2 separate regions of the Homo sapiens genome follow, and region 1 is linked to region 2. A link is an interaction called in ENCODE POLR2A ChIA-PET data of the cell type or tissue named here. Cell type or tissue: MCF 10A. All regions are shown on one strand. Links, peaks and the distances in the headings refer to the core of each region. The heading gives the core; the rest is flanking DNA.

Region 1 (11,307 bases), core at 1,513-9,512, 82 kb after region 2:
CTGTAATCCCAGCTACTTGGGAGGCTGAGGCAGAAGAATTGCTTGAACCTGGGAGGCAGAGCTTGCAGTGAGCCAAGCGTGCCACTGCACTCCAGCCTGGGAGACAGAGCAAGACTGTCTCAAAAAGAAAAAAAAGTTTATACAATATGTAGATTTAGTAAACAGGAAGGCGAAAAATGATTATTACGCAGAGTCTATTCCTGGACTACCTTGTTTTAAGAATATTGTAGCCCCGGCCGGGTGTGATGGTTCACACCTGTAATTCCAGCACTTTGAGAGACTGAAGTGGGAGGATTGCTTGAGTCCAAGAGTTTGAGACAAGCCTGGGCAACATAACAAGATCCTGTCTTTAAAAAAAAAAAAATTAGCCAGGCGTGGTGGCAGGCACCTGTGGTCCCAGCTACTTGAGAAGCTGAGGTGGGAGGATCCCTTGAACCCGGGAGGTCAAGGCTGCAGTGAGCTGTGATTGCACTACGGCACTCCAGCTTGGGAGACGGAGCGAGACAGGTCTCAAAAAAAAAAAAAAAAAATTGTAACCCCACCCCATATCAATTCCATATTAAGTATACATATTGTTATAGAGAGAGACTTTTATTTTTTAGAGCAGTTTAGACTCACAGCAAAATTGAGCTGAAGGTACAGAGAGTTCCCATATACCTGTTCCTGCAAAGACCATCAACATTCTGCACCAAAGAGGTTGTTACAATTGATGAACCAATATTGACACCCTATTATCACTCACAGTCCATAGCTTACATTAGGGTATGTGTTTTGGCAGCTGTATAATGACAGTATCCACCATTATGACATCATACAGAATAGTTTCACTGTCCTAAAAATCCTCCTTGCTCCGTCTATTCATCCCTTTCTTCCCTCAAACCCCGGGCAACCACCGATCTTTTTACTGTCTGCATAGTTTTGCCTTTTCCAGAATGTCATATAGTTGGAATTGTACCGTAAGTAGCCTTTTCAGCTTGGATTCATTCACTTAGTAATATGCATTTAATTTTCCTCCATGCAGCTTGATAGCTCTTTTTTTTAAAGCACTGAATAATATTCCATTGTGTGGATATACCACAGTTTATCCATTCACCTATTAAAGGACATCTGGGATGTTTCCAAGTTTTGGCAACTATGAATAAATCTGCTCCAAACATTCTTTTATTATTATTTTTGAGACGGAGGGAGTCTCACTCTGTCGCCCAGGCTGGAGTGCAGTGGCATGATCTCAGGTCATTGCAACTTCCATCTCCTAGGTTCAAGTGACTCTCCTGCCTCAGCCTCCCGAGTAGCTGGGATTACAGGCATATGCCACCATGCCCAGCTAATTTTTTGTATTTTTAGTAGAGACGGGGTTTCACCATGTTGGCCAGGCTGGTCTCGAACTCCTGGCCTCAAACAATCCGCCCGCCTCGGCCTGCCAAAGTGCTGGGATTACATGCATGAGCCACGTGCCCAGCCTGCTCTAAACATTCTTGTGCAAGTTTTTGGGTGGACATAAGTTTTCAATTGTTTGGGTAACTACCAAGTAGCGTGATTGTATGTTTCGTTTTGTAAAAAAAACCCAAACTGTTTTCCAAAGTGGCTGTACCAGTTTGCACTCCCATGTTCCTGTTACTCTACATCCCCATCAGCATTTGGTGTTGCCAGTGTTTTGGATTTGGGCCGTGCTAATAGGCGTGTAGTGGTATCTCGTTGTTTTAATTTGTAATTCCCTAAGGATGTATGATGTCGAGCATCTTCTCATACACTTATTTTTCCACCTGTACATCTTTGGTGAGGGGTCTGTATGTTTTTTTTTTTTTTGAGATGGAGTCTTGCTCTGTTGTCCAGGCTGGAGTGCAATGGTGCCATCTCAACTCACTGCAACCTCTACCTCCTGGGTTCAAGCAATTCTCCTGCCTCAGCCTCCTGAGTAGCTGGGACTACAGACACCCACCACCACGCCTGGCCAATTTTTGTATTTTTAGTAGAGACAGGGTTTCACCATTTTGGCCAGGCTAGTCTCGAACTCCTGACCTCAAGTGATCCACCTGCCTCGGCCTCCCAAAGTGCTGGGATTACAGGCATCAGCCACTGTGCCCAGCCTGTTTGAGTCTTTTTCCCATTATTTAGTTGGGTTGTTCATTTTCTTACTGTTGAGTTTTAAGAGTTCTTTGTATATTTTAGATAACGGTTTTTAATCAGAAGTGCCTTATGCAGACATTTTCTCCCAGCCTGTGGCTTGTCTTCTCTTTCTCCTGACAGTCTTTCTTTTGAAGAGCAGACCAGGTGTGGTGGCTCACGCCTGTAATCCCAGCAATTTGGGAGGCTGAGGTAGGTAGGTCACTTGAGGTTAGGAGTTCAAGACCAGTCTGGCCAACACGGTGAAACCTCGTCTCTACTAAAAATATGAAAATTAGCCAGACATAGTGGCTCATGCCTATAGTTCCAACTACTTGAGGGGCTGAGCCAGGAGAATTGCTTGAACCCAGAAGGCGGAGGTTGCAGTCAGCTGAGATTGCACCACTGCACTCCAGCCTGGGTGACAGAACGAGACCCTGTCTCAAAAAAAAAAAAAAAGAGAGAGCCACATTAAGTATTTAATTTGGGGTTTTATTGAGAACATTTAGGCTGGGTGTGGTGGCTTACACCTGTAATCCCAGCACTTTGAAAGGGCTCAGGTGGGAGGATCCCTTGAGGCCAGGAGTTTGAGACTGGCCTGGGCAACATAGTGAGACCCATCTCTACCAAAAAAAAAAAAAAAAAAAAAAAAAAAGAGAGAGAGAAATTAGCCAGGTGTGGTGGTGCACACCTGTAGTTGTAACTGCTCGGGAGGTGGTAACTACTCAGGAGTGTGAGGCTACAGTGAGCTATGATCATGCCATTGCACTCCAGCATAGGCAACAGAACTCTAAAAAAAAAAAAAAAAACCCAGAAAGCTGAGGTCCAGGGAACAGCAGTCATGCCATGTCATTGTTGCCATCACCATGATCACCATCATTGTCAACCATTTATCTAACACCTACCCAGTGTGCGTGCTGAGGCTGGAGAGAAGGATAAGAGGTGGTCCTGCCCTCGGGGCTTGCAGTCGGCTGGGATGATAAGTCCTGCAGAAATTTAGTGGCCGAGCTGCCACTAGAGCTCAGGTCTCTCTCTGGACTCCCAGACCAGGGCTTATCCTGTTATATTGTGGCCTCTTCTATTCTATCGCCACAGTCACACGGGGGTGAGTGTCCTTAGGTGAGATGCTAATTTAGACTATAGATAGATCCTAACACATAAAAAGATTATGTTTTGGATAAGAATGGTGATTCTGGCTCAATGCCCAGTACAGGCATTGGGATGTTATCTGAACTGAGTGCCAGACAAAATGAGATATTAAGAATGCCTGGAGAAGGATCTAATAGGACCTGGCTTGGATCAGGTGTCCACCTCTGGGCCAGTCATCTGTGACCAGGGGCAGAGTCATGGCCTGTTGTAGGGTGGGTGGAGCGGGGAGGGATAGCATTTGGAGATATACCTAATGTTAAATGATGAGTTACTGGGTGCAGCACACCAACATGGCACATGTATACATATGTAACTAACCTGCACGTTGTGCACATGTACCCTAAAACTTAAAGTATAATAAAATAAATAAATAAATAAATAAAACAAGTTGGGAAGCTCCTGCTAAAATCAAAGGGTTAGAGTCAGAGGAGGAGCGGTTCCCCCAAGAAGGCATGCTTCCCAGAAGGGAGGAGGTGTCAGGCAGACCAAGCAGTAAGTGCCCTCTATAATGACAGAAGCTCATTCAAGAAGATATTAAAGATATTTAAAAAGGAGAGAGGCTCTGTCCTCCTGGGGTCAAGGATGTTATAGTACCCACTCACTTAGAATTGAAAGTGAAGGGGAACAAGTTGGCAAAGAACCAAGGGCAAGAAAGCAAAAGACAACCTGCTGTGTGGGAGGTAGTTGAATTTGTGTGGACGCTAAACTGGTACAAATAAGGGAACAGGGAGTGGGAAATGAAGTTTTGGGAGGGAAAAGTTAGGAAGGGGCTAAACCCTGGCGAACTGGATGCCAGAACTGATGCTTTAAATTGTAGACTTTGGGATTGGGTTGCGGGATCAAATAAAGAATGCTCAGTTAAATTCAAATTTCAGAAACACAATGGATATTTGCATGAACATACTTATGCTAAAAGAGTATTCATTGTGTATCTGAAATTCAAATTTAACTGGACATTTTTTTTCTTAAACCCGTTAATCCTATTTGAGGAGCCAGTGAAGGGTTTTGGGCCAATGCTTGCCTGAGGCCATTGACTCGATCCAAACTCCAGAACCTCTTACCTCCAAAATCTTGGGCAGTGAAACTGATGCCCATTACAGTGAATCAGGCTTTGCCAGCTACTTGGTTCCTTTTGAATTCTCCCAGAAAGACTGAATCCCCAGCATGGAGTGTTAAGTATAGTCTTTTAATGTCTCAATGCTTTCGGCTCTGGCACATCTATCCTTTGTCACCGTGGTAACTCAATCTGAGCCACAGAATTCAATTAACCAAATGCCCCATTTCCTTGAGGATGACTAAGTAGTCAAACTCCCCAGGCTTGCTGACATCATCCTTGATCTATTCCTTCAGTGAGCTTGGTTATAAACACAGACGGAAATTAAGAAACAAGAATCACAGATTTGCAAACGTGTTGCTGTCTCTTCTGTCCCCATCCTTACTCTATGGCGGGGAGGTCGCAGGGCGGGGCCTTGGGAAACTGCACAGCTCTGGCTTCCCGGATAGCTGTGAGAAGCAGCACAGTGCATCTTCACAGCCAGGACCCCGAGGGGATTGTTATAGCACACCCAGGAGCGCACTCCCTCAGCAATTTTCACTTACAACAGAGAGGAGTCTGTCGGGAAAACATGCACCCTCTACAAAGGAGTGATTCAGATGACCTGGTCTCAGCTTCCAGCTCCTCTGCTCTCCAGCCGTTCACACACTCCCCATCACAGGAAGATTTGTTAAAAGCCAACCAAGAAAGAGAGAGAATTTGAGATCCTGCACAAACAATCCTAGAAGGTGCCAGAAGCTGCCAGAAGCTTCTTCTTTTCCAAGAAGCCACCACTTTGACTGCAGCCACAAATGACTGCCCACTCCTGCAGGAAGACAGGAGGACCCCAGAGCCCTATGTGCTCTGCCCCTGTCTACAGACCTGCCTCTCACCGCATGCCCACAGTCACCACATGTCAGCCATGGCAAACTACCTGGGGACCCCCAAGCGACCTGCTTGTGGGGCTCTGCACCCTGGTGCCAGTTCTTCTTTTAGCCTGGGGTCCTCCACCTGCCCTCTGCCTCAATGGCTCAGTAGAGCCTTCAGAGCTCACATATCAGCTCCTCCAAAAAGTGGTGCCGGACCCTGCCTCCCGTCCCTGAAAACCGAGCTTGCACTGTCACATTTAACATGTTGTGCCTGACCTATTCTTCTACACTTCTGTCCTCGTGACGTGGGGTCTGCTGGAGGCCAGTGAATGTGAATTTTATCTTTGTACTTGCAGGGCACAACACGACACTAGGTATGGATTAGATGCTCAGTAACAATTTTAAACTGGTTTAAAAGTAATTCCAACATTGCAGAAGGGTCTAAGGCAAAAAATGAATAAAAGTTTCCTGCCACTTCTCAATCTCATTCTTCAGAGGCATCCACATACACGAGGAAAGCAGTCTTCTAGATATTGACTACGCCTGAATGACCATACTACATGTGCACTCAGGCACCGAGCACATAAGCATATGCACAGGACCATATAAGCCACGCTGTCCCATGCTTGCCCTTTTCACTTTAGCAATGTATCTTTTTTTTTTTTTTTAAGAGGCAGAGTCTTGCTTTATCACTCAGGCTGAAGTGCAGTGGTGCAATCATAGCTCACTATAGCCTTGAGCTCCTGGCTTTGAGTGATCCTCCCACCTCAGCCTCCTGAGTAGTTGGGATTATAGGTGAGCCACCATGCCTGTCCAGCAATTGAGCTTTATTTTATTTTTTTGAGATGGAGTCTCCCTCTGTTGCCCAGGCTAGAGTGCAGAGGTACAGTGCAACCTCTGCTTCCTGGGTTCAAGCGATTCTCCTGCCTCAGCCTCCTGAGTAGCTGGGATTACAGTTGTCCACCACCATGCCTCTCTAATTTTTTGTATTTTTAGTAGAGATGGGGTTTAACCATGTTGGCCAGGCTGGTCTTGAACTCCTGACCTTAAGTGATCCTCCTGCTTCGGCCTCCCAAAGTGCTGGGATTACAAGTGTGAGCCACCATGCCTGGCCTGGCCAGCAATATAGCTTTTAAAACTTTCCATGGCAACATGTATAGATCTACATTAATCTATCGATGCATAATATACCATAATAGAAGTCTAGAAAAGTCTATTTAAACAATCTCACATTTTAAATTGCTTTTTTTCTATTTTAGACAGTGCTGTATCCGCATCCCCTCTCTCTCTATCTCTCTTTTTTTTTCTTTTTTTTTTTTTGGAGACAGGGTCTCACTCTGTTGCCCAGATTGGAGTGCAGTGGCTCTATCTCAGCTCACTGCAACCTTCACCTCCCGGGTTCAAACAATTCTCCTGCCTCAGCCTCCCGAGTAGCTGGGATTGATTACAGCTGCCTGCCATCACGCCTAGCTAATTTTTGTATTTTTAGTAGAGACAGGGTTTCACCATGTTGGCCAGGCTGGTCTCAAACTCCTGCCCTCAGGTGATCCACCCACCTCAGCCTCCCAAAGTGCTGGGATTACAGGCCTGAGCCACCGCACCTGGCTGTTATAATCTCTTTTTATATGCACCTATTTGCTTTTGTACATGGGTATAGGACAAATTTCTAGAAATGAAATTGGTAGGACATAGAAAGGGCATTTAGAATTTGTCAAAGGTCTCCGAAAAGGTGGCAACAAATCAAACTCCAAGCACAGGGCAGGAGTCTTTTTCCAGAAACTCTTGCCAACACAATGTAGTCACCTTTGTAATTTTTACTAGTCTGAAGAATACAATTCACTCTTCTGACTGGCACTAATTTGAGAAAAGTTGTATTTTTAAAATGTTATCATTGGTCATTTGTATTTCTTTTTCAGTGAACTACTTAGTTACAATATCCTTTGCTCATTGTCCTATTTGGTATTTTTCGCTTTCATATTGATTTGCCTAGGTCCTTTAGATTTTAATGAAATTAGCCTGTATACATACATACATATATATATATATATATATATATATATATATATGTATAAAATCTCTTCCCCCCCAGTTTGTTGTATATTATTTCTTCTTATTTCTTATTTATTTATTTTTGCCTCATAAAAGTTTTAAATATAAATTTAGTAGTCACATTTAACAATCTTGTCCTGGCTTCTGAGCAGATACGCTCATTAAAAGATACGAGTAAATAAAAGAATAAACAAATTCCTATAGCTCTCATTAATTGTACCATATTTTAGAATATACACAGTCATATTATTTTTATTATTATTTTATGTTAGGTAATATTACTTCCTCACTGAAATTGAAAGCAGGATTTGTGATTTGGACTTCTCAGTAGGCTGATATTCTACTAAGTTCTTGAGTTCTGCCAAGCACCACCTGTATTAGTTCGTTCTCATGCTGTTGTAAGGAATGCCCAAGACTAGGTAATTTATAAAGGAACGAGGTTTAATTGACTCACAGTTTCACATGGCTGCGAAGGCCTCAGGAAATTTACAATCACGAGGAAAGGGGAAGCAAACACGTCCTCCTTCACATGGCGGCAGGAGAGAGAAGTGCAGAGCAAAAGCGAGAAAAGCCCCCTATAAAACCTCAGATCTTATGAAAACTCATTCACTGTCACGAGGACAGCACGGGGGGACCGCCCTATGATCTAATCACCTCCCCCAATATGTGGAGATTACAATTAGGATTACAATTCAAGATGAGATTTGGGTGGGGATACAGAGTCAGACCATATCACACCCATGCCTCAAAGCCCAGCTCCCATGTCTCAGGCCCACGCAGACGTAAGACACCCTGAAAACCAAGCCCATCCCAGTGCCTGCTTCCAGGCCTTCCTCCATCTATGGCCTGAAAGTCTGTGTTTCCCCCAAAATTCATATGTTGAAATCTAACTGCTGAAATGATGGTACTTGGAGGTGGGGCCTTTAGTAGGTGATTACATCATGAGACCACACCCTCACGATGTGATTAGTGCCCTTAGAGAAGAGACCCCAGAGAGCTGCCTTGCCCCTTCCACCATGTGAGAACACAATGAGAAGATAGCTGTCTATGAACCAGGAAGTGGGTCCTCTCCAGGCACTGAGTCTACCAGCACCTTAATCTTGGACTTCCCAGGTTCTAGAACTGTGAGGACAAAATTTCTATTGTTTACAAGCCTATGATATTTTGTTATAGCAGCTGGAACAGACTAAGACACTGCACATGACAGGAGGCACAGCCCAGCCCAGTCCATAGGACCCATCAGATCCGAGGCTGAAAGAGTCCTAAAAGTTGTGCCCAACACCCTGGCTGTAGCATGTGGTGGGACTGCAACCTCGTGGGGTCCTTCATCCATTCCTTCAGGCCCTGGACTGAGTGCATGGAACTTGGGGAAGAGGGGCAGCATTCCTGCCTTCAGGCTGAGAGAACATGTGGGTGCCTGCACAGGTCTGTCCAGCCCTGCCTGCCACAAGCCCACGATAGGCTGCCTGCCGAGTTCTCTTGCTTGGGTCATAGGACCCTGCCTCATTTCCTGGGCCTGGGCCTGGGCTCTTTCCTGCTGACCTGCCTCATGCTCTGGGACACTCCAGCTCTCACCTTTCCACCTCCACAGGTGCTATAATTCTGTGTCTGAACCACACACTTGTTCCTGGAGCCCCAGTCCCTGCCACTCTTCTTGCTGGCCTCCCGCAAAGTGGCATGTCAGTGACAGTACCCCAGTGGGACCCTTCTGTCTTAGTCTATCTGCTGTATTATCTGCTGTAATACAAGGCCATTAACTGGGTGGCTTATACACAACAGAAATTCATTTCTCACAGATCTGGGGTCTGGGAAGTCCAAGGTCAAGGTAGATTTGGTGTTTGGTGAGGACCTGCTTTCTGATTCATAGACGTGTCCTCACATGGTAGAAAGGGGAAGGCACCTCTCTGGGGCCTCTTTTATAAGGGCATTAATCTCATTCTTGAGGGTTCTGCCCTCATGACCTAATCATCTCCCATAGGACTCTCCACCTAATGCCATCACATTGGAGATTAGGTTTTGTAGGCGCTGAAGCAACTCCATCTTGGATGCTAGTCTGCCATGTTGACTTCTGATTAATTCCAGTTCCAGGAATGCCTCTAAGATTTCTGCTTTATCTACTGTTTACTGTAAATCCTCCACACAGGCAAACTCTTTCTGAAGCACATATATCCTTTCTTTATGGTACATAGGCCCTGGGTCTGGGAGATGATAAGGACTTGGAGATCCACCATCTTGCCCAAGACATGCCTTCTGTTCCTAAGCCTCTATTAGATGTTTCTTTCTGAGAAACTGGATTTTGTCAGCCTCTTTCTTTGGCCTCTCAGCTCCCCTTGCCTTTAGGGGTAGGTTTGCATAGATCTGCCTGCCACAGAACAGTTTTCAACATATGGATTTTTGGGGGGACACAGGCGTTCAGTCCATAGCATCTTCCCCTACATTTTGCCTGATTAACACTTATTCTTAGGATCATACTCCCATTGAATGAGTGCTATGTGCTAGACTCTGCTTGATCCCCTGCACATTATTTCCTTTACTGTTCACCAACAATATTTTGCGAGTTGTGTTATATCCCCTTTTACAAACCAGGAAGCCAAGAGTCAGGGAGAGGAAGCCAGTTGCCTGAGATCTCCTAACCTTGAAGGAGGAGGGCCAGCAGTTCAACCCTCTCTCCCTGAGGCTCCTGCAGGCCTCAGCTCCATCTGCTGCACTATAATTCCTTCCAGCCACAGGCCTGCCCCCAAGACCTTTCTCCCACAGACAGTAGTTCAGGCCCAGCCCTTCCCAGCCTACCCTCAGCCACCACAGCCATCCTGAGGTAGAAGTTACTTCAGGCCAGGCATGGTGGCTCACACCTGTAATCCCAGCACTTTGGGAGGCCAAGGTGGGAGGATCACTTGAGCCCAGAAGTTTGAGACCAGCCTGGGCAACACAGTGAGAACCCGTCTTTACAAAAAGTTGTGTAAAAAATTAGCTGCGCGTGGTGGCACGTGCCCATGGTCCCAGCTACGCAGGAGGCTGAGGTGTGAGGAATACTTTAGCCTGCAATGTCACAGCTACAGTGAGCCGTGATTGCACCACTGTGCTCTAAGCTGGGTGACAGAGCAAGCTGTCTCAAAAAAAAAAAAAAAGCAGTTATTTCACCTCCTTTATTGCAGATTGCTACAAATATAAACAAAAAGAAGTAAAAGCATTCCCTTCTTCTTCTGCTCCCACCTAGGGAGAAAACTGGGCTGTTTGGTAAAAGCCTTGGCGGCAGAACGTGTGCATTTGCCTGATCTCTTCAAGGCTCCCCAAGCCACACTCCTCAGAGACCGGTTCAGTGCCCACACTCCCTCCCCAGTCCCTCCCCAGGAAACAAATGTGGTGATGGCTTCCTCCTCTGCCTGCCATGGGCCCAGGCCTGAAGGAAGGAGCCATTAAGCTGAGAGAATGGGCTCTTTCCTCTCTCTTTGTTTCATTTTTAAAAATTGTTGAGTCATTGAATGAAACAACATATGAATACATTATTCTAGTAGATGGATACAGACATATAAAGTAAAAACTTGAGGCCGGGCACGGTGGCTCACGACTGTAATCCCAGCACTCTGGGAGGCCAAGGCGGGAGGATCACCTGAGGTCAGGAGTTGGAGACCAGCCTCACCAACATGGTGAAACCCCGCCCCTACTAAAAATACAAAAATTAGCCAGGTGTGGTGGCACAGGCGTGGTGCCTGTAATCCCAGCTACTCGGGAGGCTGAGGAGGAGAATCGCTTGAACCTGGGAAGTGGAGGTTGCAGTGAACCGAGATCGCGCCATTGCACTCCAGCCTGGGCGACAGCAAGATTCTGTCTCAAAAAAACCCAAAAAACAAAACAACAAAACCTTGAAGCTCCCCAAAAGAAATTACTAACAGTATGTTATACATCACACACATACACATACACAAACACAAACACAAATGTGATGTCATAGTACATAAAATACTATTGTCCCATTACTTGCTTGTTTAAATTTTTACTTTTACATATTAAATTTGACTTAGAAAAAGTTCCACGTGAGGATATACAGCTCCACTTCCTTGTTTCCAAGGGTTATGAAATATCTTATAGTAAGATTTATTTATT
Region 2 (11,307 bases), core at 1,917-9,916:
TGTGAAGAGCGAAAAATAAGAAGTGCAATATTAAAAATAACCATCCAGTACACAGTACATTAACAACTTGAACATATGCTACTAGCTCTTGGTAGAACCAAGATTTTTTCTCTGTATGGGTCTTTTAAAATCATGGTAGCTAACAAAAAACATTATCGTGGCCAGGCGCGGTGGCTCACGCCTATAATCCCAGCACTTTGGGAGGCCGAGGTGGGTGGATCACTTGAGATCAGGAGTTCAAGACCAGTCTAGCCAACATGGCGAAACCCCATCTCTACTAAAAATACAAAAATTAGCCAGGCGTGATGGCGGGCATCTGTAATCCCAGCTACTCAGGAGGCTGAGGCATGAGAATCGCTTGAACCTGGGAGGCTGAGGTTGCAGTGAGCCGACATCACACCACTGCACTCCAGCTTGGGCAACAGAACGATACTCTGTGTCAAAAACAAACAAACAAAAACAATATTGTGTACTGGGTATTTAAGAACTTGTTTATGGCCAGGTGCAGTGGCTCATGCCTCTAATCCCAACACTTTGGGAAGGTGAGGCAGGGGGATCACTTGAACCTGAAGAGTTCAAGACCAGCCTGGGCAACACAGGGAGATCTTATCCCTGTCTCTACAAAAAATAATAATAATAAAAAATAGCTAGGCATGGTAGTGCGTGCCTGTAGCTCTAGCTACTTGGGAGGCTGAGGTGGGAGGACCCCTTGAGCCCAGGAGGTTGAAGCTGCAGTGAGCCAAGATCATGCTGCTGCACTCCCAACCTCAGTGACAGTTTGTCTCAAACAAACAAACAAAACAAAAAACCAGTTTAGAATGTTGCTTACATATAAACAGCTTAATGGAAAAAAAACATGAGATATTATAGTAAATCAGACTTTTTTCCATACCTAGGCTAAAACTATTTTCTTATTTTATGTCTTTTAATTCTATTACTTGGAAATGCAGCAATTAAAAATAATTTGACTGGAATAATTTACAGTGGCTCACGCCTGTAATCCTAACACTTTGGGAGGCTGAGGCAGGCAGATCACCTGAGGTTGGAGGTACAAGACCAGCCTTACCAACATGGAGAAACCCCGTCTCTACTAATAATACAAAAATTAGATGGGAGTGGTGATGCATGCCTGTAATCCCAGCTACTTGGGAGGCTAGGCACAAGCCTCACTTGAACCCGGGAGGCGGAGCTTACGGTGAGCCAAGATCGCGCCATTGCACTTCAACCTGGGCAACAAGAGCAAAACTCCATTCAAAATTAATAATAATAATAATAATTTGACTGGAATACCCTTTCCCTAAATAATGTAAACTTTACAAAGATCATCAACACCAAAATCTCTATTTTTCTGATTTGCAGAAATACTGATTCTTAGTATCAAGTGGTATTATTTGAAAGGCAATATAAAAGTTTCAATAAATAGGACAAAATCTGCTCTGACCAGAGTTTGATTACTAGCCTAATTAAAATGTTACTCCCCCTTCAAAAAATGTTCAGTATTACCAACACTAATCTGATTATACCCATGTTTTGAAAAGGGTAGTTTTCTGTATGAGGCCACTGGCCTATTACAGCTTTAGAGATACTGACGTAAGAGAATTAAGCTATCCCTTTATGACCTGAATTATGTTCATTTTCTTTCCTCTGAAATGGCACATTTATTGATCTAATCCCTGACTGGTACAGCCCACATGCAATAAGAAGTTCTTGCAGCTTGGCAAATTAGGAAGCACCAGTGTCTCAGCAATTAGGCTATAAAGACAGCCTATCTATGAATCGCAGCCTATCAGAATGTACACAGGACTACGTGTGAGACCTGAAAGTGCCAATGAGCTCCTAAGGGTTAAATCAGGTTAAAGCTACAGCTATGTCTCAATCTCCCAAATACTTCTCTTTGGCTTTCTGATACTTAAATGTACAGTTCCGTGCCCGTATCATGTCCAATTCTGCTTACCTTCATGGCAACAGAAATTACACATCAGTAACAGAATAAGTAAGTTTAGTATATAGATTTTGTTATAGCAAGGTATAACAGTTTCTCAGGTACAAGTTCTCTTTATATATTCAGTTACACTGATATTTAGGATGGCAAAACTCTCATTTTCAGATCATAGTAACTATTTGTAGGGGTATATCTTTGTAGACAGGGCAAAATTAAGAACAAAACAACAAACTTACTGGAAAAAATAAGGACTGACACTTCTAATACCTAGAACTTGATAAATCTGGTAGCAAGCACATACACTAAATTTAATGAGATCTATCTTATATTCAGCTGCCAGTATCCCAAGAGACATTCACTGCAAATAAATTCACTTCACTTTTTTATTATCAAGTTAGGCAATTCGGTCACTTTTTCTCATATCCATGTTTTCTATGATAGTCTAGGTTAAAAAAAAAAGGTATTTAATACTAAAATCTATTTTTATGACCACTACTTGATTAATCAACAGTTCCTGTATATTCAACCTTCTCAAGTAAAACCTAACCATGAGTCATTCAAACTTACTGTGAAGTTGGAGCAAGTTATACACCAGCAATAACACACTCATTTCACCTCTCCTCAGAAATCTGATTATATGTAATTAGCAGTCAATGTTATGACCCCTTAAAATAGACGATAATGAATATGACAAACAGCAAAAGCACAACAACCTGTTTCCACGTTCTGTATGTAATTTCCAGTGATCTGAAGTTTTAAGGCATAATAGAAAGGCCATGTGAAATGCAGAATCACTCATAAAGTTTACACAAAAAACTCTGGAGCTAAAAATATGGTGAACCAAAATTCTAAAAAGCATAAAAGATTAATCCTGTTTTAAATAATACCATATGAGATTACAGAGTTCACAGATGAGCTTAATTTTTTTAAAGAGCATGTGATGTAAATTTATAATCCAATTTTCATTTTTGAGAACATAAGGTAATACTAATTTTCTTGACATACATTCAATTATTAAGTCACAAAGAGCCTGAAGACTACGTATACTGTCATAGTGTCCCATTTATCCCCATTTCTTTTTTTTATATTCTACTTTTGCCCATATAACAAATAAACTTACGTTTTCGATCATCACCACACGCAACTTCAGCAAGGTACCGGAAGTAATCACCCTTCATTTTCAGATAGAAGACCTTACTCTCTGGATTAGTTGCATTGGCTATTAAATATTTATCCAACAATTCCTGAAATAAATAAGACAGAACATTAGGCACTAAACTTCTGCCTACTGTGCATTATCATTAAATGATAAAACTTCTGCCTAGCGGGCATTTCAATCATTTACTACTACAGTAATACTATACCATACCAGCCTGGACTTGAAGCATGTTCTTAGAGCAGGGGTTAGGTTGTTGCCACTAGTTGCCCTGGGAGGCTTTAAATGATGTAGCCTATAGTTTCTAATGGTAAGGCTAGATTCTAGATTACACCAAACATTGTAATTTGAAACAGCCTATCTGTTCACTCATCCATTCATTCAACATTTACTCATACCTGCTAGGTGCTATAACGGATATAGAGAAGACTTAAAATCAGGCCCCTGCCCTCAAGAAGCTCACCGTCTGTAAGTACACCAACTACATACCAAGAACTAAGAAAGATGTGAATACGGTGCTAAGGAAGCACACAGATGGAGTAGCTCTGCTGGAGATGGCCTCCAGTTAAGACAGGCTTCCCAGGGAAAGAGTATTTGAGGCATGAAGAAGGAAAAGTAGAAATGCACCAAACAGAAAACAGGGATGTGCACTCATTTTAGGGACGGGAAACAAAATGTTTAAAACATCAAGTACGAGGGAGAATAGTGCTACTCAGTGCCCTTTGCATTCAAGTATCCATCTAAAATGAGGTAAATACAGGAATCGAGAGTAAGAGGTTTAGAAACTTGCACAGCAATTTAAAAGAATAATTTTAGGTCTACGAAATCTAATTATTTTTTTAAAAAAGTTCTTGAGTATGTCTTTTGTCCCTAATTTCATACAAAGAAATTTTCACTTCTAGTACATGGTATGCTATGCCTTGGAGTATAAAAAGTCACAAAAGACAAATATGATAGAAATCTTCTTAGATTCCATTTTTCTTGATGCTAGGTCATCCATTTAAAAACCTTTTTAGGGCCGGGCGCGGTGGCTCACGGCTGTAATCCCAGCACTTTAGGATGCCAAGGCGGGCAGATAACAAGGTCAGGAGTTCGAGACCAGCCTGGCCAACATAATGAAACCCCGTCTCTACTAAAAATACAAAAAATTAGCCAAGCGTGATGGTGGGCACCTGTAATCCCAGCTACTCAGGAGGCTGAGGCAGGAGAATTGCTTGAACCTGGGAGGTGGAGGTTGCAGTGAGCCGAGATCATGCTACTGCACTGCAGCCCGGGTGACAGTGTGGACTCCATCTCAAAAAACAAAAACAAAAACAAAAAAAGCTTTTTTGTATTAAATATTACAAAGCAAAATGAAATTCTCATAAAAATGTTAAGATACTAATACCTACTTCATTGGTTTGTTTTGAGAATAAAACCAGTAACAGATGTCAAAGCCTGGAATAGTGTCACATGTTAAGTACTCAGTAAATGTTAGCTAGTATCAGCCTAGGTACACAGTTTGAAAAGCACTGCTCTAGGAAAAGTGAAACTAGTGAACGTTTTAAAGCAGGGAAGAGAGAAGATCCTTTTTACATTTTGGAAAAATAACCACAGATACGCTCAGTTAATATTATATAAAATACCATCCATGATACCAAGTTGGCAAGTCTGGAGAATTAACAAGTAAGGTTGAGTCAAATTCACATAACTGCTAAAGAAAAGGAAGGCTGTTTATAAATTTAAAAATATACAATTCTAACCAAGAACTTTCTTCTTGTTTATCTGACTAAAAGTGGTCTAACAAAATGCAATCACTGCATCCATGTCTTTTTTTTTTTTTTTTTTTTTGAGACAAAGTCTCACTCTGTTGCCCAGGCTAGAGTGCAGTGGTGATTCTCAAATGATTCTCCTGCCTCAGCCTCCCGAGCAGCTGGGACTACAGGCGCACACCACCACGCCCAGCTTACTTTTGTATTTTTAGTAGAGACAGGGTTTCACCATGTTGACCAGGCTGGTCTCAAACTCCTGACCTCAAGTGATCTGCCCACCTCGGCCTCCCAAAGTACTGGGATTACAGGCGTGAGCCACTGCGCCTGGCCCATAAGTTATTTTTAAAGAAAATAAACAGAGGCTGCGTACAACAGCTCACACCTACCATCCAAGCACTCTGGGAAGTAGAGGCAGAGGCAAGAGGATTGCCTGAGAGCCCAGGAGTTTGAGACCAGCCTGGGCAACATAATGGGACCCTGTCTCTACAAAGAATTTTAAAAAAATTAGGTGTGGTGGCATACACCTGTAATCCCAGCTACTTGGAAGGCTGAGGCAGAAGGAAGGCTTAAACCCCGGGGGTGGAGGCTGCAGTGAGCCATGATCGTGCCACTGCATTCCAGCCTGGGAGACAGAGCAAAAGAGATCCTGTCTGTCTCTAAAAGAAAAAAACCAGAAAAACATTAAAAATCCTTTAATTGAAAAAATATTTTAAATAGATTAAAAAAAATATATATATATATATATACACACACACACACACACACTTTTTTAAGGGCCTGAGGCCAGAGGAAGTTAAAACACACACACACACACACACACACGCACGCACAAAAAATTAGTATAAAATTATGTATCGAAGTCTCAGAAGTTTATGCATTATAGAAGTCATGAGTATCAAAATTGTGGCTCAAGTTGGAAAGTTGCTGAGCCAGGAGTGTGGCAAAAGAGGTCATTAGGGCCACACCCAAATTAAAGGCAACTGTGACAAGTGCTGCTCCAGTATCACTACACTCTTAACTGTAAAAACAACAGACAAATCAGTTTTTCAGAATTTATTGTGCTCAACATCACCAATATAATTTTAATAGTTTTTTAATAAACTGAGACACTCGAATCTTAAAAAATTATATTACTTTAACTTTTTCCTCTATTACCATTTTCATGTATTATGGATGACTTTCAATTTAAAAACTATTTTTATGAACTGAATTTAGGGTTGTGGTGGAAGGAGGAGGGTAGGAGGCAATAGTGAGATAGTCACAAAAAAAGTTCTAGATCTCAAACTGACTCAGTCATTGGTATCTTTAAATGAGTGGATTCTGAGAAGTAGTATCAAAGAAGGCAAACATAGTATTTATACCGAGAGAAATACCACCTCTGCCTGTACCCACACCAAGGAACTCTAATGTAAAGTAAGATGCCTCTCACTTTTCTTGTTCCTCCAAGTGAGTCAGTCAGTTACAATGAAATTCCACAGGATCTCCAAAAAGATGCCAGCTCTGGTGAAGATATTATTTATGGTCACAAAAAAAGCTACTCAGTACCTTTAAGACCTAGTGCTCTGTTAACTGTGGTAGATTTGTAAGAGCAGGGGCTGAGAAAAGTCTGACTAGAACAATGGCTTAGGGTGAGGAGTAGGGAAGAGAGAAATTTCCATTCTAGCACTAGTCTCTCCTGAGTCACTCATGCTAGATGTGTGGGTGTTCTCAAGGACTGTGGACAAAGGGCCTTCCAAGGATTCAGAAAGCTGCCAAACAGCTACTGCATTCATTACAACACAGCCACTTATGAGCTAACCTCTTCTTTCTAAAATTATTAACTTTGACTACTAGTTTGCATATAACCATTACGTATGATTTACAGTGTTGGGCTTTTACAAAGTGACTTGGGCATTACTTCCATCCTGGAGTTTCAGCCAGGTATCATGGTTCTTTGTCAGATGCCACTAGCTCTCTGTGAAGGAAACAACAGGTACAGAATAGTTCCGTCTTTCCATATACTATCAGTAGTAAAGATGTATACTTTAGCTCAACTAAAAGACATAATGGAGTCTGCTTCATGTCTTTCCCAAATAATCAAGTCTGTATCTGTATTATCAATACCAAATATTATTAATGCCAGATAGAATATAGCCTATAAATGTATAATATTTTAAAATTATTGTAAAAAACACGGATCAGAGACCAAAAACCCCAAACTGACACATAACTCCCTGAAAGTCTTTCCCAGAAGTCAGGAGCGAGGGCCAGGTGCCGTGACTCATGCCTGTTATCCCAGCACTTTGGGAGGCCGAGATGGGTGGATCACTTGAGGTCAGGAGTTCAAGACCAGCCTGACCACCACGGTGAAACCCCATTTCTACTAAAAATACAAAATTAGCCGGGTATGGTGACACATGCCTGTAATCCCAGCTATTTGGGAGGCTGACACAGGAGAACTGCTTGAACCCAGGAGGCAGAAGTTCCAGTGAGCTGAGATATTGCACTCCAGCCTGGGCAACAAGAGCAAAATTCCATCTCAAAAAAAAAAAAAAAAAAAAAGTCACCAGACGGGAGTATAGTTAGATGTTCCCCCACTGATTTCTTCTGTACGTTATTCTTATCAATTAAGCAGGAGCTCCCCCTTGTAAACTCGTTAGCAAATTTTATTATCTTGGGAGTTTTGGTGGGCTAAGACTGAAGGTCCCTCTGGTGCTGACAGTGTTACTTGACTGAGGGTAAAATGTGGATGGTAGTGTGTTCCTTTTTGAGAATTTGAAAACTAAGAGGTCAATGTACTACCCACAATAAAAGATGAACTAGTAATTTGGAACACTCTAGACCAAAGAAACAAGGAAAGTGAAAGGAAAGAATGTAAGTTATTATAGAGGTTGCTTTAGGAAATGCTAAAGGAACTCAGAATAAGTTTAATCTTAGAAAAATAGGATGGGAACAATAGACTATAACACAAAAGCTATAAAGAATAATATAAGAAATGAAACTGTTGAGAAATAATATTAATGCAAATTTAGAACAGTAACTATTCCTCCTTTCCCCCACCCCCATATCTTAGGAAAAAAAGGCTTCCAGAAGAACAACAAAACCCCCATACGATCTTCAAGAGTTAACTATTGTATAAAACAATCCTACCGTCACTTCAACCACTTTTTCAAAATAATTTATTTGGTTTCAGTGGCAAAATTCTGTAACACTCAACAAATTAATCTTTTAATTCTAAATTCATTTATAAGCGATTTCCATTTTACAGAGTAAATAAGCTACTCTATTGAAGAAAGAGTAGGTAACTGTTATGAAAAGCCTTAAAATACACGCAAAATAACAGGAAGCAAAAAAATGTTCTAAGAAGTTTCATTTTCCTAATAGTTTACTGAGGTTCATTAGCAAACACACTATTAACATGCTGAATCTCTAACTTTAGGATACACATATCAGTCATTATTTCTATATTATCAGTTAACCAGCATATTAATAGACCCTAAAATGGAGCATTTCTAAGAAAGATAAAGCCAAATCTAAGCTAGAGATTTTTTTTTTCCCCCTTGAGACCGAGTCTCACTCTGCCAACCCAGACTGAAGCGCAGTGGCTCAATCTCAGCTCACCTGCATCCTTCGCCTCCCGGTTCAAGCGATTCTTTGGCCTCAGCCTCCCCAAGTAACTGGGATAGGGTTTCACCATGGCTGGTCTCGAACTCCTGACCTCAAGGGATCCGCCCTCTTCAGTCTCCCAAAGTGCTAGGATTACAGGCCTGAGCCACGGTGCCCAGCTTAGAGATTTAATCAGTAAAACAAAAAAGGGACAGAGTAACTCTGTGTTATGTGTCAGAATATATGAGTTTTAGAAATTAGATTGTAATTTGTGGAACTTTTATACTATCGTTAGCTCTATAATCTTGTAGGAAATCACACCTTCTCAAGTGTCTGTCTCTGTAACTATGTGATGAGACTATTATGATCTAAAGGTCTCTGGTCTCAGAAACTACCATTTTATGACTATACCTGTTAGAATTAAATCTCATAAAGGATTTGTTGCCTTAACCAAGGAGGCAGTGAATCACCTAAGACTTAATCCAAGTTGATCATATAACATCAATTCATCTATGGAAATATTTTCGATCATTAATAAAATGAATGCATTAAACAGTCAAGTGTCCTTGTGTTATTTTTAAATGTTACTCTAAGAATTGTTGGGGCAGACACAGTGGCTCACGCCTATAATGCCAGCACTTTGGGAGGCCGGGGTGGGCGGATCACGAGGTCAGGAGTTCGAGACCACCCTGGCCAACACGGTGAAACCCCGTCGCTACTAAAAATACAAAAATTAGCCAGGCGTGGTGGCAGGCACCTGTAATCCCAGCTACTCGGGAGGCTGAGGCAGGAGAATCGCTTGAAACTGAAAGGCAGAGGGTTGCAGTGAGACAAGATCACCTGCCTGGGCAAAAGAGCGAAACTCCGTCTCAAAAAAAAAAAAAAAAAAAGAAAAAGAAAAAAAAATTGTTAAGACTTAGAATCCAAGAATGATGAATCAACCCCATTCTGGTGCCCATGTTAAGTTCATTTTCAAAAAAATGAAGTATGGAATGAAGTAAAAATTTTCAGAGATAGAAGCAAACCTTTTTTTTTTTTTTATTGAGACAGAGTTTCACTCTTGTTGCCCAGGCTGGAGTGCAATGGTGCGATCTCGCCCAGGCTGGAGTGCAATGGCATGATCTCGGCTCACCGCAACCTCTGCCTCCCAGGTTCAAGCAATTCTCCTGCCTCAGCCTCCCGAGTAACTGGGACTACAGGCATGCACCACCATGCCGGGCTATTTTTTTTTTTTTTTTTTTTTTTTTTTTAGTAGAGACAAGGTTTCTCCATGTTGGTCAGGCTGGTCTCAAACTCCCGACTTCAGGTGGTCCGCCTGCCTTGGCCTCCCAATGTTGGGATTACAGGCATGAGCCACCGCACCCAGCCAGAAGCAAACCTTATAACCAATGCGACTGATCCTATATGCTGTGGGATTTAGCGGACACCACACAGAAGACATCAGTCAAACTCAAGTTGCAAAGCCTAATCAGATCCTTACATCCTTGTATCCACAAGGTTAAAACTTTTCATTTAATCCTATACCAAATTCCAAACCTCTACAACCACATTTTAACAATGAGGTATACTGGAGTAGTAAAGTGACCATGTGACCTGGCTGCCCAGGACCATTCCAGTTTAAGCCCACTGTCCTAGCAGACAGATCTCATTTTATTGTCTTTTGCTCTACTGCTCTTTTGCAGATACTGTGGTGTGTTTTTGTTGTTTTAACCAATTGAAGGTTTGTAGCAACACTGAATCAAGCATGTCTATCAGAGCCAATTTCCACCAGCGTGTGCTCAACTTCATGTCTCTGTGGCACATTTTGGTAATTCTCCCAATATTTCAAACTTTTTATGATTATTTTATCTGCTATGGCAATCTGTGATCGGTGGTCATTAACGTTACTACTGTAATTGTTTTGGGGTACCAGAATGCATGCCCACACAAGATGGTAAACTTAATCGATATATGCTGTGTCTGTTCTGACTGCTCCAACAATGGGGTGCTCCCAATCTCTTCTGTCTCCTCTGGCTTACCTATTCCCTGAGACACAAAAATATTAAAATTAGACCAATTAATAACCCTACAATGGCCTTTAATTAAGTGTTCAAGTGAAAAGATGAGTTACATGTCTCTTACTTACAAAAGCTAGAAATAATTAAACTTAGTGAGGAAGGCATGTCGAAAGCCAAGACAAGCTAAAGCTGGGCCTCTTGTACCAAACAGCAATGTCGTAAGTGCAAAGAAAGAGCTCTTGAAGGAAATTAAAAGTGCTACCCCAGTGAACACACAAATGATAAGAAAGCAAAACAGACTTATTGATGATATGGAGAAAACTTTATGTGGTCTGAATAGAAGCTGAGGCCAGCCACAACATTCCTTTAAATCAAAGCCTAATCCAGAGCAAGGCCTTAATTCTCTTCAATTCAGTGAAGGCTGAGAGAAGTAAGGAAGCTGCATAAGAAAAATTTGAAGCTAGGAGAGGTTGATTCATGAGGTTGACCGAAAGAAGTCACCTCCAGAACATAAAAGTACAAGCTGAAGGTACAAGTGCGAATGTAGAGCTGCAGTAAGTTATCCAGAAGATCTAGCTAATATCACTGATGAATGAAGATGGCTACACAAAATACCATATTTCCAATGTAGAGGAAACAGCCTCATACCAGAAGATGCCATCAAGTACTTTCATAGGAGGTCAGTATCTGGCTTTAAAGGAAGGCTGACTCTTCAGAGCTAATTGCAGCTGGTGACTTTAAGATGAAGCCAATGCTCATTTAGCATTCCAAAAATCCTAGGGTCCTTAAGAATTATGCTAAATCTACTCTGCCTGCACTCTACAAATGGAACAACCAACCAAGCCTGGATGACGGCATCTGTTTACAAAATGCTTC

What was found. ChIA-PET counts read pairs that join two places held together with the same protein. Peaks named below come from ENCODE experiments on the same cell type or tissue, not always from the same donor. Only the 100,000 strongest peaks of a DNase experiment are listed, where the experiment ranks them.
Region 1: POLR2A ChIA-PET joins it to region 2 with 5 read pairs; 6 of 35 experiments call an interaction of 5 or more read pairs at or near these places.

The regions. Positions count from the first base shown.
Region 1 is chr2:9,671,013-9,682,319 of GRCh38, forward strand. The region is part of intron 3 of LOC105373418 (a long non-coding RNA gene); the gene reads left to right. Among named protein-coding and RNA genes, the nearest start is that of YWHAQ, 46 kb to the left of the region's middle. In MCF 10A, for the core only: no CTCF peak of the experiment used is centred there; a DNase peak (open chromatin) is centred at 4,569.
Region 2 is chr2:9,588,330-9,599,636 of GRCh38, forward strand. YWHAQ (tyrosine 3-monooxygenase/tryptophan 5-monooxygenase activation protein theta) reads right to left here. Exons shown (of 6, transcript NM_006826.4): 3 at 3,063-3,186. Among named protein-coding and RNA genes, the nearest start is that of YWHAQ, 37 kb to the right of the region's middle. In MCF 10A, for the core only: no CTCF peak of the experiment used is centred there; DNase peaks (open chromatin) are centred at 6,562 and 7,092.